Linked DNA regions of Mus musculus: region 2 is linked to region 1. Evidence: chromatin loops called from intact Hi-C (ENCODE). Cell type or tissue: heart. All regions are shown on one strand.

Region 1 (8,000 bases):
CCCAGCTTCTACAAGGCTTGCACAAGTGAGTAACTGTAACCACACTTACCACTAGTGGGAGAGCAAGAGGAGAATGTGGCACAAATTAACCTCAGACTTGGGGCAGAAGGGTTGGAAGTTTGAAGTCAGTTTGGGTTGTTTTGAAAGATAAAGTTGCCGGGTGTGGTGGCACACGCCTTTAATCCCAGCACTCGGGAGGCAGAGGCAGGCGGATTTCTGAGTTCGAGGCCAGCCTGGTCTACAAAGTGAATTCCAGGACAGCCAGGACTATACAGAGAAACCCTGTCTCAAAAAAACAAAAACAAAAACAAAACAAAACAAAAAGAAGAAAGAAAGCTAAAGTTATATAAACAAGAGCCAAAGGGAAAGCAGTCCAAAGGCAGTGAGAAGTAGACTTTGGAGTGACCTGGAGGGCAGAAGTTCAAGGGGTGAGCTCGTCAAAGGAGACAACAGTTCCCAAGGTATGTGCACGGGAGAACAGTGTCTCAGGAAACAGACAGTTAAAACCATGGAGCTGAGAGACAGAAGGGAGAGTCCCCTCTCCGCACAGTAAAAAGCAAGTGCGCAAAATTGGAGTGGTTATGGGTCATTGGGTAACTTGAAGAGCACTAACCAATTTAATCTGATGATAATTTATCCGTGAGACTTTCCACCCAACAACAGCAAAACCCACATTCTTTCCAAGTGAATTGTAGTCTTCACTCAGACCACATTCTGAGCCATAAATCAAACCTTGGTGAATTAAAAATAATTGGAATCATTTGAAATATATTCTATCATGATAACTAAGCTATAAATCAGTCACAGAAAAATATCTGGGAAGCTCCCAAGGATTTGGAAATCAAACAACAGGCCTCTAAAATAACTTATGGTTCTAAGAAGAAATTAGGAGAGAATATTAGAAATATTTTAATTAAGTGAGAATAATAATACAATTTGTCAAAATGTGCAGAGCACAATTTAAAGCCATGTTTAAGAAAAATATTTTCAAAATAGAGAACATGGGATGCTGGAGAGATGACCTTGGTGTGGTTCTCAGCATCCACATGGCAGCTCCCAACCATCTTTGATTATAGTTCTAGAGAATCTGATACCCTCTTCCAGCCTTCTCTGGCACTGCACACACACAGTGCATAGACATTACATTCAGGCAAGAAATCCATACACTTAAATATATAAAGAAAAGGAAATATCTGTGATTTTGTTTAAATAAGTATTTCTTTGATAGGACAACACAAAAACAAAATCCCACAGTATATAGCAGAAAAAAATAATCTGATACAATGCTTCTCACTAAAATTAAAACCATTGCTCTTTAAGAATTATAGTCAGGGGCTGGAAAGATGGCTCAGTGGTTAAGAGCACTGACTGCTCTTCTGGAGGTCCTGAGTTCAAAAATCTCAGCAACCTGTCTGGCATGGTGGCGCACGCCTTTAACCAACCACCACCACCACCACCACCAACAACAACAACAAAAAAAACAAAAACAACAACAACAAAATCCCAGCAACCATCTATAATGAGATCTGATGCCTTCTTCTGGTGTGTCTGAAGACAGCTACAGTGTACTTATGTATAATAAATAAATACTTTTAAAAAAAAAAAAAGAATTATAGTCAGGAAGTGGTAGCACACTCCTTTAGTTCCAGTACTCAGGAGATAGAAGCAAGTGGATCTCTGAGAGTTTGAGGCCAACCTGGTCTTCAGTTCAATTTTTGGGACAGTCAGAGCTACACACACACACACACACACACACACACACACACACTCATTCACAAAGAGTAAAATACAAAAAAAAAAAAAAAGCAAGTCACAGACTGACAGACTGGGATACTCACACAATGCATAACAAATAAGCACAATAATGTACTAATAAGTCAATTAAAATAGGAACTTTTGAACAGAGACTTCATTGGAGAAGAGTGTGGATGTCCCATAAGAACATAAATAGGCCAGGCGTGGTGGCACACACCTTTAATCCCAGCACTTGGGAGGCAGAGGCAGGCGGATTTCTGAGTTCGAGGCCAGACTGGTCTGTAGAGTGAGTTCCAGGACAGCCAGGGCTACACAGAGAAACCCTGTCTCAAAAAACAAAACAAAACAAAACAAAACAAAACAAAACAAAAAAGAACATAAACAGAAACCTAATAATTTTAGTCAGTAGGGGAGTAAACAGTGAGATACTGCTCCCTAGCTACCTGAACAGCTTTACAAAGATGAACCTGTGTGCTGGAAAGTGGTGGGACAATAGTCTCTGGGGAAAGTTCAGTAGTTCTTTTTTTTTTTTTTTTTCTTTGAGACAGGGTTTCTCTGTGTAGCCTTGGCTGTCCTGGAACCTACTCTGTAGACCAGACTGGCCTCGAACTCAGAAATCCACCTGCCTCTGCCTCCCAAGTGCTGGGATTAAAGGCGTGCGCCACCACTGCCTGGCCAAGTTCAGTAGTTCTAAGACAGTGAAATCTACCCTCATCGTGTGCCTCAGTGACCTCATTCCTAACTTAACAAGAAAAAGTAGAAACAGGTATGTACAGCACAGAAGCTCATGTGAGAATACTGAGAGCACTTTTCCCCACAATGGCCCAAATCTAGGGAGAAAAAAAACAAAAACAAGCAAACATGAATCTACTGGTAAATGGATGAACAGTTGTGGTTAGTTTATGAAAATTGTGGTACATCTATGAATATGGAATATGAGGAAACAAGGGCAAGAAAGTCCTGGGGCTGAGACAACAGCTCAGCATGGGGAAAGTCGTGTGGTCCATCCCAGTATGGCAAGAAAACCATGTAACAAAATACTGATCACACAATGGACGTGAGTGAGTCTCATAAGCATTACACCCAGAAGGAATATGGTTTTGCTTTGTGATAATTACATAATACAACAAATATAGAAAATTGAATGGGTGCTAAGCCTGGTGGGGACAAAGTGACATGGTTCCTAGCCCTGGGACAGGGCCCTGGTGTGAGCCTCCACCAAGTGTCAATGGCTGCTGTGGGTGTAAAGCACTTGTCTGGAAGTCAAGAGTGTGGCTATATGGGGGCGGGGGGAAGGGCATGGGGGAACTTTTGGGATAGCATTTGAAATGTAAATGAAGAAAATACCTAATCAAAAAAAAAAAAAGTTTGGCTATGACTCAGCAAAATGGTAAACACTGGGACCTTCAAACAGCCCTTAAGGCTATGGGAAAGAGCTTTAAATACATTTTGAAAATGTATAATTTCTCAACTATGCAAAAATATAAAGATGCAATATGAATTATGAGGGGCTTCATGAATCTAAAGGAACAGAGGTAGCTACGATGAGCCAGCTGGTCAGGAAGATACAAAGACAGGCAGATGGAAATGCAGGCAGATTCCTGGGTTCAAGGTCAGCCTGGGACTTAGAAAGTGCAGGCCTGGGTGCAGGGAAAATGGTAATTTCAGGGCAGAGTCCCACCTAACTAGTTTACCACCTGTGCTTAACAAAAGCAGACTGATCTCTGAATTGTTTGCATTGTCAAGAAACAAAGGTAAGTTTACTGTCCTACAAATAAATGGCTGGGGTAACAGGATGCTGGATTGAAATGTAAAATAAAAGACTGGACCTGTGCTCTGCAGGAGATGGGCTATCCAGAAAACTTAGGAAAACAAGAGAACTGCTTAGACAACTGACATTCACGCATTTGCTTTCGTGCTGAAGCACACAAGTAAGCAGGACTTGGACAGAGAGATCTCTTAGAATAGCAAGCAAGCAGAATATAGACCAGAGAGATCTCCAGAGAGAAAGCAGAGCATAGAAGCAGACTGGAAAAGCTGTATCTAGCAGAGCACAGGTCTTAGCTTGAATCTACAGTTTGACTTCAAGTGGTTCTTTTCGAGGCTCCCAGACTCCCCTTCTCAGAACCCCTCTCCAAGCCGAAGCTGGTCCTTGTCAAATGCACATTCCACAATCCAGAACTGTAGCTCAGTGGACAGAGTGCTGACGTAGCGTGCATGAGGCCCTAGGTTCAGTCCCCTGCCCTGCAGAAGCAGGGTGTGGCTGCACGTGACTGTACTTGCCCCACTTGGGAGGTGGAGGCTCAAGAACCAAAGTTCATTGTAACCTCTGCTATGGTAGAGCAAGTTCAAGGCTAGCCTCTGCTAGAAGCCTTGACCAAAAAAGCAAACAAAAGTCACCAAGAAAGTGCATTTGAATTGTTTCATCCCAAGATAAGTGCTTGACTTGATGGCTGTGTTAACGAGCTTGATTTAATTGTTTTGTCATTTCATAAATCACAAAGTACCTCACTCTGTACTCCATACAGCAAGATTATTTCAATTTATAATATAAAAATTAAAATTAAACTAAAAGGCATATTCTGTAAACGAAATCAGAAACAAAAGGCTGCCTACTATATGTCGCTATTTACAGGTGATCCCATGAAATGCAAAGCTACCGGGACAGAGAACAACTCAGGGACTCCAGGGCTCTGTGACTGTGAGGCTGAGGACAAGGAAATACCACAGGAGGAGATAACAACAGTTACTGATTTATTGATTTATTTAGTGATTCTCCTAAAGCGCTGTTAGAATGCCTAAAGCCAAACATGGCTTCACTTGCCTACCTGGAACAGAGCCACCTGAGAAACACTTAAAACAATGAGTCGTTGCCCTTAACAACCTGACTTCCGCTCAGGCTTCTTGCTGTCTTGCAAGTGCCAGTAAAAGCTCACTAGCTCCCCCTTGTGGTTTTAGATATAAAACGGGGACACAGACTGGGTCAATACCAAGGCCTGCTGGGAGCTGTCCTGGCTTTGGTCCAGATATCTCTCTTCCACTCCCACTGGTGTCAGAGTGCTTATTCTAGAAAGATTCCCACAACAGGAGCAAGAGAGGAGTGGGGTTTTCACTTGCATTTTATGTGTATGAGTGATGTGCCATGTTCATACAGTGTCCGTGGAGGACGCCTTTGTCCCCTGGGACTGGAGTTACAACTAGTGTGCTCCATCTTGTAGGTGCTGGGAACTGAACCTGGGTTCTCTGGAAGAGTAAGTGCTTTTAATTGTTGATCCCCAAAAGGGGATTTTGAGAGTAATGGACTTTTTCCACATTTTTATTGTGGGGGTATATTTATAATTATTTATAGTTTTTGTTTGTTTGTTTGGGTATATTTATATTTATTTATAGTTTTTGTTTGTTTGGTTTGGTTTTTCTTTTCTTTTTTTTTTTTAAAGATTTATTTATTTATTATATGTAAGTACACTGTAGCTGTCTTCAGACACTCCAGAAGAGGGAGTCAGATCTTGTTACAGATGGTTGTGAGCCACCATGTGGTTGCTGGGATTTGAACTTCAGACCTTCGGAAGAGCAGTCGGGTGCTCTTACCCACTAAGCCATCTCACCAGCCCTGGTTTGGTTTTTCGAGCCAGGGTTTCTCTGTAGCCCTGGCTGTCCTGGAACTCACTTTGTAGACCAGGCTGGCCTCAAACTCAGAAATCCGCCTGCCTCTGCCTCCCAAGTGCTGGAATTAAAGGCATGCGCCACCATGCCCGGCTTATTTATAGTTTTAAAGCTTGTCAAACTCTACACATAAAGGAGTTGACTGTAACTGTATGCAAATTATCCATGAATATTTCTTAGTTATATATACTGAACAAGCAAAAGAGACAGTGGGTGTGATTTCAGAAATGATGTTCATATATCCCCCCCAAACCAAACAAACAAAAAACGAGGACCCCCCCCCCCCAAAAAAAAACCCAAAAAGCCCTACTTTTACCTCTGAAATAGCCCTGAGGAAACAAAGTCTTGCTCCCCCTGGTGGCCTCCATGTGCATTGACAGTCTGTTCCCTGACAAGCTGCTGGGACCCAGGCTCAGGCTAAGACCTCTTGCTGCCAGAGATTGGAGCTCCTTGAGGCTAGAAAGTGGTTGTTAGTGTACCACAGGCATTGTCCTAAAGTTTTGGGGCGTGCTGGTGAGATGGCTCAGCAGGTAAGAGCACCCGATTGCTCTTCCAAAGGTCCTGAGTTCAAGTCTCAGCAACCACATGGTGGCTCACAACCATCCGTAATGAGATCTGACTCCCTCTTCTGGAGTGTCTGAAGACAGCTACAGTGTACTTACATATAATACATAAATAAATCTAGAGTTTTGGGGCTGCTTTGATTACTTTTCTATTGCTGTGATCAAACGCCATGACCAAAAGCAACTTAGGGAGGAAAGGGTTTCTTTCTGCTCACACCTCTTAGGTCATCCAACGTCACTGGGGGAAGTCAGGACAGGAACTCAAGCAGGAACCTGAAGGCAGGAACTTAAGCACAGACCATGGAAGAACAATGCTTACATTTATTTTATGTATATGAGTACACTGTAGCTGTGCAGATGGTTGTGAACCATCCTGTGGTTGCTGGGAATTGAACTCAGGACCTCTGCCCACTCTGGCCCTGCTCGCTCCAGAGAAAGATTTATTTATTATTATATGTAAGTACACTGTAGCTGTCTTCAGACACACCAGAAGAGGGCATCAGATCTCATTAGGGATGGTTGTGAGCCACCATGTAGTTGCTGGGATTTGAACTCAATGCTCTTAACCATCTCTTCAGCCTTCAACCTGCTTTCTTGTACCACCCAAGAGCACTTGCTCAGAGTTGGCAATGAGCTGGGCTCTCCCACATCAATCAACAATCAATCAAAATATAACCCACCCACCCCCATCCCCACCATGTCTGCACAGGCTTGCCCAATAGCCAGTCTTTCGGGGAATTTTCTCAATTGATGTTCTCTCTCCTAAAAGGACTCTAGTTTATGTCAATCTGACAAAGACACTAACCAGGACAGGGATTTTGCACATTGACAAAGCAAAAACAGACTTCTGTCAGGATTCTGAATTGTAAAGTCAGCTGCAATCAAGCCTCATAGAAAGAAGGCAGAACTGGCAAGCTATTTAAAAACACAAAACAAGACAGGCTTGGTGACACATATCTATCGTCCCAGCTACTCCAGAGGCTGAGGCAGGGAGATAACAAATTCCAGACCTGCCTATGCTTCGAGTGGGCTTAAGGTCAGACTGGGAAATGTAATAAGACCTTGATCTTATTTTTTAAACAGTGAAATGAAAAGGGCTAGAAATATAGCTCAGTGGTAGAGCACACCCAAGACCCTGGGGCCATCCCAATGACCATAAAACACCCAAGGGCTTCATCAGGCTTGTACAGTAGCCTCAGCCCTATAATCTCAGTACTTAGGGGGCTGAAGCAGGAAAACAGAGAGATAGATGCCAGCTTGAGCTATAGGATGAGTTCAAGGCCAGCCTCAGCTACCTAGAGAGATGCTGTCTCAAAAACGAAACCAAACCAACAAGAATTCTCCAAATGGTAGAGAAATGTCAAATTATCAATCCTCTGGGCTTGTCCAGCTAACCACAAGTTGCCAGCAAACAGCAGGGATCTGAGTGGCAGCCCTTTTACGTTGTATTTTTATAAGCTGTGCACACTGACTTTGCTAGCTTTCTCTGCTCTCTGAGGGGGCATTTAGGACCACACAAAGTAGACACTGTGTCCAAATTGCTTGGACTCAGACCTTGGCTCCCTGCATTGCCGTAGCATAGATCTGAGACAGAGGGGAGCAAGCCAAATACCGATCGTGTCAGACCACACTATGGTTCTGAGCTCCATCTGCTGGAATTTTATCCAGGACTCTGATGTCTGCCATTTCGAATTAACCCAGTCTGTGGCTGTCATGTGAGCATGGGTGGGCAGGATGGCCGTCTCCGTCATAGTTTCGGTGTCAGGATTATGTTTACTTCATAATATTGGCTAAGGAACATAAAATCAACCCAGTGTTTGCATAGTGCTCTGGAAGAGCTTAAATGACAGCCATTACCCACTTCTCCACTTCAAAAGAGCTCATTCTAGAACTCTCTTAAGTCTGGCAGTCATTTAGAGGTGACAAATTCTAAAATCCTTTGGTTTTTGTGCTTTTTACTCCTTGGTGTTGATTTTGGCAGTTTAAAAACATATTCCTGCCAGGCAGTGGTGGCGCACG
Region 2 (8,000 bases), 240 kb before region 1:
TTTTTTTCTCTTTCTCATTTTTTTTTTTAAACAAACCACAACTAAGTCTGCCTATATACGTACAGGGCAACTGAGCAGAATTCATATGCATTTCGTGCGTGTGTGGGTGTGCCTGTGTGTGGGGGTGTGGGGGGGTGTGCCTCTGTGTGTGTGTGCCTGTGTGTGTGTGAGGTGCCTGTGTGTGTGTGTGTGTGCCTGTGTGTGTGTGTGCCTGTGTGTGTGTGTGCCTGTGTGTGTGTGTGGGGGGGGAGTGTGCCTGTGTGTGTGTGCCTGTGTGTGTGTGCCTGTGTGTGTGTGCCTGTGTGTGTGTGCCTGTGTGTGTGCCTGTGTGTGTGTGCCTGTGTGTGTGTGTGCCTGTGTGTGTGTGTGCCTCTGTGTGTGTGCCTGTGTGTGTGTGTGTGCCTGTGTGCCTGTGTGTGTGTGTGCCTGTGTGTGTGGGTGCCTGTGTGGGTGCCTGTGTGGGTGCCTGTGGATGCTCAGCCTTGAATGTCAACCTCAGGAAAGAGATCCAGTCCTTGAAACAGTGCAAGTTTTCCTCCACCCAGAGCTCATCAGTTAGACTAGATTGCTTGGTCAGTGAGTCCTTAGGTTTTTTTTTTTTTTTTTCTGTTTTCCCCTTTTCATGCTAGCACTACAAACACTCCACTGTACCTAGTGTTTACATGTGTGCTTGGCCTCAAACTCAAGACCCTACATTTGCAAGAAAAGTACTTTAACTCCTGAGCCTTATCTTCAGCCCTGAATTTGTTTGCCAACCATATTCTTTACTATTCAGCACAAGTTCCAAGCATGCAGTATCTGTAGACACACACACACACACACACACACACACACACACACACACACACAGAGAGAGAGAGAGAGAGAGAGAGAGAGAGAGAGAGAGAGAGAGAGAGAGAGAGAGAGACTGAGATCTGAGATACAGGCAAGCAAGGTTCTGGAAGAGAACGGCTCAGAGATGGGAGGCAAGTGAGCCCTCTGAGCTGCCTGTGGACTTCTGGGCTGTGGGATGCCTTGCTCCTGTGGGTGGGCCTCCCAGGATCCAGAAAACACAACTCTACATCCAACTCTCCCCTGGTCTCCAGCTGCCTGGGGGCGGAATCCAACTATATCCCAGCTATAGTCTCCCACCTGCTGCATGGTGTGCCATGGCTTTCTAGGGGAGGGGAGTCCCCAGCCAGCAGGAACTCATCGGACACCACCAGTCATCTGCCACTGCTGTCTAGCCTTCTGGCTATAGTCCCTCTGACTGGTGCCAGTATTGGCTCTATCTCCCTAGCATCTGTTCTGGCTTCCCCAGATCTATGCCCATCTGGTATCTTCAGACAGAGTGCTAACTGGGACCCTGAACCTGGGACCACACACACAAACACAAACACACACACACACACACACACACACACACACACACACAATTTGGTGTCAGGGACATGTGTGGAACTTGGGACCTCCTGGAGGCCTAGGTGTTGCTGTGAGCTCAGGTTGGGCTGTGCAGGTGTCAGAGAGTTGGTCTTACTTCTGTTTCAACGGGTTGTTCCACTTAAACTCTTTTTCTTTCTTTCTTACTACCCGGGGCTTGCTGGCTCCCCCTCTGCTGGGTGGCCTTCACTTTATGACTCATCCGATGCCTGGCTGGATCTAGGGCTCAGAGCTTGGCTGAAGGAAGTCTCTGATATCTCAACAGAGGATATTCATCTTCTGTACTTTCCTCGATGCTTCAGTATCTTATGCTGCTCTGATTAGAGTGGCCCCAAATGGGGTTATTAGCTTATATGGTTATCGCCTCCATACATACACAGTCCCATGTGCACAGATACAGGAAATCATATTCAAGGATGATCCATGCAGCACAGTCTATAGTCTTACACTAACTACTGCTTCTCTGGTGCCTGGTCTGTCTGTAAGGAATGTCCTAGAATTAATTGTCCTTGTACAGAGAGTAGGCCAGACTATTGCGAAATGAAGAGATCATGTGGGGAGTCAACACCATTCTGACCTTAACTGGGAGGGGATGTGTATGTGCACATAGAAGACATTTTGGACAAGAGGTTGCCAGCCCCTTGGGGTCCGGTTAGCAGGGGATTATCCTTTCTAAGACCCCACTGTTCACCATCTCTGCAGTTCTGGGCTGTGAAGGGACTAAGCTCTGATCTGTTATTTGTACCCTCCCTACAGAGGAAGAAAACAGGGATCATAACGAAGAAGGGAAGGACAGAGGGAGAGGTTGGCTTCTGGTGAGGTGGCCCTGCCACAGCCATCAGGTCCTTCTGGAGGAGGATCAATGGGTCCCAGGGACTCCATCCCTTGAAGAGTAGCCCTCCCCTTCTCTTCCTCCCCAGCCTCTTAGCCCAGCCCTGCCTATTCACCCTGGAAGAGGGGCTTCCGTCTGGAGACTGTGTGGGCTCCTGCCTCATCTTCTTTACTCTGGCCAGAGTCTGTTTCTGTGGGAACCTCAAATGCCTCCATTTGCATGGCCAAGTGGGGACCTTGTCAGCACAGCTGGGCTGGGAGACTGACCACAAGGTTCAAGCTGGCAGCCCTGACCTCTAGCCACAGCCTGCAGCCGGGCTGCCCTCAGGGCCACGCTGTGCGTCATGTCCTAGCCTTGAGAACCCTATGCTCTGGATTTTCCTTGCTGTCTCACTCTCTTGTTACCTTCTGGGGGAGGGACAGGTATGCCCGACTCAAATGCCACTGTGCCTGACCCCAAGGTTCCTTACCCACTAACACTCCCTCCTAGGACCTTCAGAGCCTGCCAGAGTGAGACAAGTCAGAGTGCCAGGCTCTGCTTTTCCCAGCTGCCCAGGAGTGGACTTTACTGCAGTCACAGCACAAAACTCCAGTGTCCTCATCTTCGGGATGAGAAGTCAGCCCCCAAGGACTAGTGCCATCTGAGGACAGTAGGAAGGTTAGCCCTGATGAGCACTAGGGTGCCTGGAAATAGTAACTCACTTCTTAGAATCACTTTAAGTTTCTTTAAAGACATATTCAAGAATGGCCCTGGGCAGTGGGCCCCGAAATTCTTCTTATGGGATGAGTCACAGTGGGAGGACAGTGGGGATTCTCTGACAAGTGCCCTAGGGAGATTGCTTAGACCCTGGTCAGTGCTATGGTAAAGTATAAAGCATATTACCCAGTGAGGATCTTCTAAACACACCGCCAACTATGTAGTCAGGATAGCCCTTGTACCAGCGCTATGCAGATAGAGAAACTGAGGCTGTGAGCAGCGTGCCCAGAGACTGTCACAAAGCCTGTGCCCAAAGCAGCACGATATCCCCCAGGGTGCTCAAGGCTTGCTGAGTGCCACTTTGTACAGTTCTGGGCCACTCAGGTCCTAGAAGAGAGCCAAGCTAGACAGTCCTTGCCTTTGGTGGTTCACTCTACACTGATGGGGTAGCAGACACTTCCCGTGTCTGTGGCAGAAGGGGCTTCCAGGAGGCCCGTCTGGGCTAGGAAACCTGAGAAAGCTTCCTGGGGGCATATGGGCAGGCTGTACCTGGGAGGAGGAGGCAGAGGAGAAGTTGTGGGGAGGGGAGAGCAAGGGAGAGCAGCAGGGCAAGCAGAGACGTGGGCTCAGGAGCCTGGTCTCTGCTGCTGGGCACTGAAGGGCCCACGCTGGAGGGGGGTATAGTAAGGGCTCGCTGGCTGCTAAAATACGTAGGAACAGAGGGGTATAGGGACCAAGAGTAGTGCTGCATGAGAGGCGGCGGCACTCTTGCCTGGCAGAGGCTGTGGGACCCTTGCCTGGCGGAGGCGGCAGGACCCTCGCCTGAAGTAGGAGGCAGTTCCATAGAAACAAGATGAAGACAATGGGTGTGGACCCAACAGACTGTGGGGGCACTGGGAAGGCAGTTTTCTAGGACATGTGTCTCAGGGAGAGCGCGCATGTTCAGATTTGAGAAATGGGGAGAGAAAAGACCAAGGTATTGGTGGTGGGTGCTGAGGAACCTCGCAAGTGGCAAAAGCCGGGTGGCCGAGCCAAAGCCACGGGGCTCCTGAAGAATGCTGGGGCTGTGGAAAGTGTTGACAGGGTTGAGAGCAGGGATCTGGAGCCAGTGGGCTAGCTTAGCCTTTGGTCCTAAGCCCCACGGCCAGTGCTGGTAGGCACGAGATGCTGGTGTGTGGTTTGTCTTTGCTGCCGCCAGAGGGCAGCCGCCTCCCGCCAATACTCTGCTTTTAGTCTGTCCCAAGAGGCGGCCAAGGCTTCCTGAGATGCCTGGCAGCCTGTGTGGTAAAGAGAACTGAATAGTGTTTCAACATCTAGGCACCCTCCCCACTCCCACCCCCCAGCACACATGTCCTTTCTCCAGGTGATCCAATAGTTCTTCCCAGACCTGGGCTGGCTACGATGGGCGCCATCACACAGCAATTCTTAAACGTCAGCTGGGTCCTTTGTTAGCTCGAGGGCAGATTACGGGCCTGAGGCATGAGGGTGAGCTTGGAACAAGACCCATAATAAAGCTATCTTAACTTCCCCCACAGCGGGATCACTTGGGGCTGACTTGAAGCTGACCCTCACGCACACAGAACCGGCGGGAAGGAAGAGCTGTGCTTTAGAAAGCGTTAGTTACTCTTCTCCCTCATGTTCCCACATCTTTGCAGAGAGAGAAAATTCTTCTGCCCAACTAGCATACTCCACAGACCTAGAGCTACCAGCTGCCTTTGTAGAGCCCAGCTCTCCCCTATCCCTAAACCCAAGCCCACACCTAAGGATGGCCAGGTTCTTGTCTAGTTTCCTTGATTGTAACAGGTCTGAAGGGAGGCCATTCCATTCCCTTTGCTGAGGTCTGGTTGGTCTTTTGTTTCATTCCTAAGGGGTACAGGTACCCTGGATGTTTATAAACAGAGTGTTCTGTGGAACCCAGGCAGCCAGGTCTAGGTGGAGGACCTGAAGTGCTACCCTGCCCCAATTCTCTCCACCTACCCAGCATGGCTCTCAGCTCCCAGCTACCTCTACTCTCTACACAGCCAGCTTCTCCTCCAGGCCCTGCCTCCTGGCTCTCTGCGTTCCTATAGCTAGGTCCTCCTCTTAGCCTTCCTTCCTTCCTTCCTGGTGGAGCATCAGGACAGCTGAAAACCCTTCCCTCTCATGGAGGGGTGGAGTCTAAGTGTGTGTCCCGTGTCATTCCCCTCCCAACCCCAAGCAAATTGGCCACTGGCCTTGGAGACCCTTAGGAGGTGGGAAAATGACGGGAACTCTCCTCTCTCCTAAGCCCACTGTTTTCCCAGGGAGAAGCCCAACTAACCAGGGGAAGAAGGAGCCGTGGTAACAGCCTGGCTGCCCTAGCCCAGCCTCCAAGCCATTCCTACTGAGGACACAGTTGAAGCTTCACCTGCTTTGACCAGCAGCTACCCTGACCCATACCAGGATGGCAGTGCTATCTACTAGCGACCACGCCCACACACCCCAACAGCCAGTAGCAGTGTGGGCACTGGCCATGCAGAGGACCTTACTCACTGCTAGAAGTATAAATAAGAAGCAAGAGATGAGGGAGGTGTCTCTGGCCAGGCAAAGGCCAGTAAAGAAGCTGGAGGCAGGGCTAGTGTGGGCATGGGCTGGGACTTCCTGGAAGTCACACCCAGCCTTTTGTTTTTATCCTTTGCTCTGAGGCCTTCCTCAACTTTGCCCCATCTTTAAGGGTCCACCCTGGGGCCCCTTCTCCCAGGAACCTCCAGGGAAACTGTTGGGTCAGATCCTGGTTTCTGAGGCAGAGGTGGGACTTGATTAGATGATGTTTGAGAAGAGCTGCATCGCAGGCCGGAGGCCAGCACAGCTGCAAGGTCTGGGCCCTCATAGCATACAGGTGGACTTCATAGCCACAGGTGGACATTATAGCACACAGGTGGACTTCATAGCCACAGGTGGACATTATAGCACACAGGTGGACTTCATAGCCACAGGTGGACATTATAGCACACAGGTGGACATCATAGCACACAGGTGGACTTCATAGCCACAGGTGGACATTATAGCACAGGTGGACATCATACCACACAGGTGGACTTCATAGCCACAGGTGGACATTATAGCACAGGTGGACTTCATACCACACAGGTGGACTTCATAGCCACAGGTGAACATTATAGCACACAGGTGGACTTCATACCACACAGGTGGGCATTATAGCACACCCATCGACATTATAGCCACAGGTGGACATTATAGCCACAGGTGAACATCCTAGCACACAGGTGGACCTGGCCAGGGATCTGGAGCAGGCCCAGTTTGCCCGGCCTGCCCAATTATCCAGGGTGGGTTGTGTCCAGGGTGTCAGCCTCAGGAGCTCGGTGTTAGCACAGAGAGTAGTTGGGAGCCATAGCAGGTTCTAGAATAGAGGACCTATTCATCTGAAATTCTGTTCATCAAATAATTTCCCTTGACTGACAGCTGGGCCTCTGAATCACAACAAATCCATGCAAAGTGCTATTGCAAATAGTTTCCCCTGCTCTATAAAGGTTGCCCTCCCGGGGATAGGGACACAGTAGCTCCTTTATTCAGTCCAAGGTTACAGCAAAGAAACAAAAGCACATTGCATTTTCTCTGTCTTCTGTTCTTTTCCTTCCCAAGCAGCAGAGAAAGCTTTTGTGCTTACCTTCCTGAAGCTCTGAGGGGCTACAGGGCCTTGGCCTGCATCTGACCCCGGCCCCTGTTTAATTGGCCCCTGCAGGAGCCAGGCTGGCTAATTGGGCCGAGCCAGGACCACAGGGCTGGAGCCTGAATGGGCACAGAGGTTTGTAGAGCTTTCTGAAAGATGCCATCTAATTTCCTGCTCCTGTGCCCTGCCCCCAGGCCTTGCTCGGCTTTACCCAGCTTTCAAGGCTCCACTCTGGGTCCTCCTTCTCCAGAAAGAGCCTGTACCCTGTAAGCCAGCATCAGCTTTCCTCCAGCATGTGGCTCAGAGTCCTGCCTCTGCTGGTTGCAGTTTGGAGCTGACCTGACTGACCCTTGCCTTCAGGCCAGGGAGTCCAGGGCTGCTGTTCAGGGGGCTGTAGAGGGGACAGAGCTCTCCCCAAAGTGATTCTGATAACCCTATCACAAGGATCCTTCCCGTTGGTCACCTCCTTATTCCCCTGCTTTCAGAGAGAGGCTGCCTGTGATTGTACCCATGGGCCTTCTCTGATGCTGTCCGCTGACTGCCAGAAGCCCCGTCCTCTGTTTTCTTCCCCTCATCTGCCTTCTTCCTTCTCTGGGTTCTGAGTGTGGGCTCTAGTGGCCTGGGTTAGAACCGGGACCCCCATCAAAGGTTCCTGAGACCAGGATCAACTAGGAGTGGTGTCCTGGCCCTCCCCCACCTTACCTCCTACTCAGGCTGGCTCTGGGAATGCCTCTGCTGGTTGCCTGGCAACACACCCTTACACACCTGCAGCTTGAAGGAGCTGACCCATCATGAGAATCAATGGGTATGGGGGCAGACTTACAGAGCGGCTGTCAACTAGGCCCAGGGCAACCTTGGGAGCTGGAGGGGCTGGGTCTCCTGGCTCCCCCATCTGTGCAGATAGCAGCTCTGTTACCCAGTTTGGGTCCTCGGGGACTGTTGCTACAACAAGTGTCTGCTTGGTGACTGGGGCTAGCCCTGAAGCAAGCAGGAGGCAAACCATGGGGCCTCTTTCTTTTGAACTGAGGCGGGGGACCCTTGGATGGGGTGATAGAACAGGCTCACACATTGCCAGTGAATTGCAAGGAAATGACAGGCCTAGAGAGGGCCATGGGGGGGGGGGTGTCCTTCAGGACCTTAGGCTTCTGATACTGCTACTTAGAAACCTTCCCTATGCCCTGTCCTCCAGCTCTGTCTTGTCTGATTGTCCCCTTTGTCTGTCTCCTTCTTATGGCTCTTTCACCCACTGGTCTCGCCCTTTGTCTCCCTGAATCTCGCTGTACTGTCCTAGCCGTACCCAGGCCCCAGCAACCTAAGCTGGGCTCACCCTCCTCCCAACAGGCACAAGGCTCCACACCCCACCCGTGACCCCAGAGGCCTCCAGCTCTGTTTTCCTGACGGCCT

Evidence for each region. Peaks named below come from ENCODE experiments on the same cell type or tissue, not always from the same donor. Only the 100,000 strongest peaks of a DNase experiment are listed, where the experiment ranks them.
Region 2: it touches region 1 in a loop (5-fold over the local background); 14 of 42 quality-filtered maps call a loop at or near these places.

Annotation. Positions count from the first base shown.
Region 1 is chr9:58,276,007-58,284,006 of GRCm38, forward strand. No RefSeq gene overlaps it. Among named protein-coding and RNA genes, the nearest start is that of Stoml1, 27 kb to the left of the region's middle. In heart, CTCF peaks have their summits at 4,702 (motif pointing left) and 5,800 (motif pointing left); a DNase peak (open chromatin) is centred at 4,705; H3K27ac peaks cover 1,188 bases.
Region 2 is chr9:58,034,545-58,042,544 of GRCm38, forward strand. All of the region lies in intron 11 of Ccdc33 (coiled-coil domain containing 33), which reads right to left. The region is part of intron 4 of Gm16130 (predicted gene 16130); the gene reads left to right. Among named protein-coding and RNA genes, the nearest start is that of Gm16130, 6.3 kb to the left of the region's middle. In heart, no CTCF peak of the experiment used is centred here; a DNase peak (open chromatin) is centred at 4,157; H3K27ac peaks cover 1,410 bases; H3K27me3 peaks cover 4,727 bases.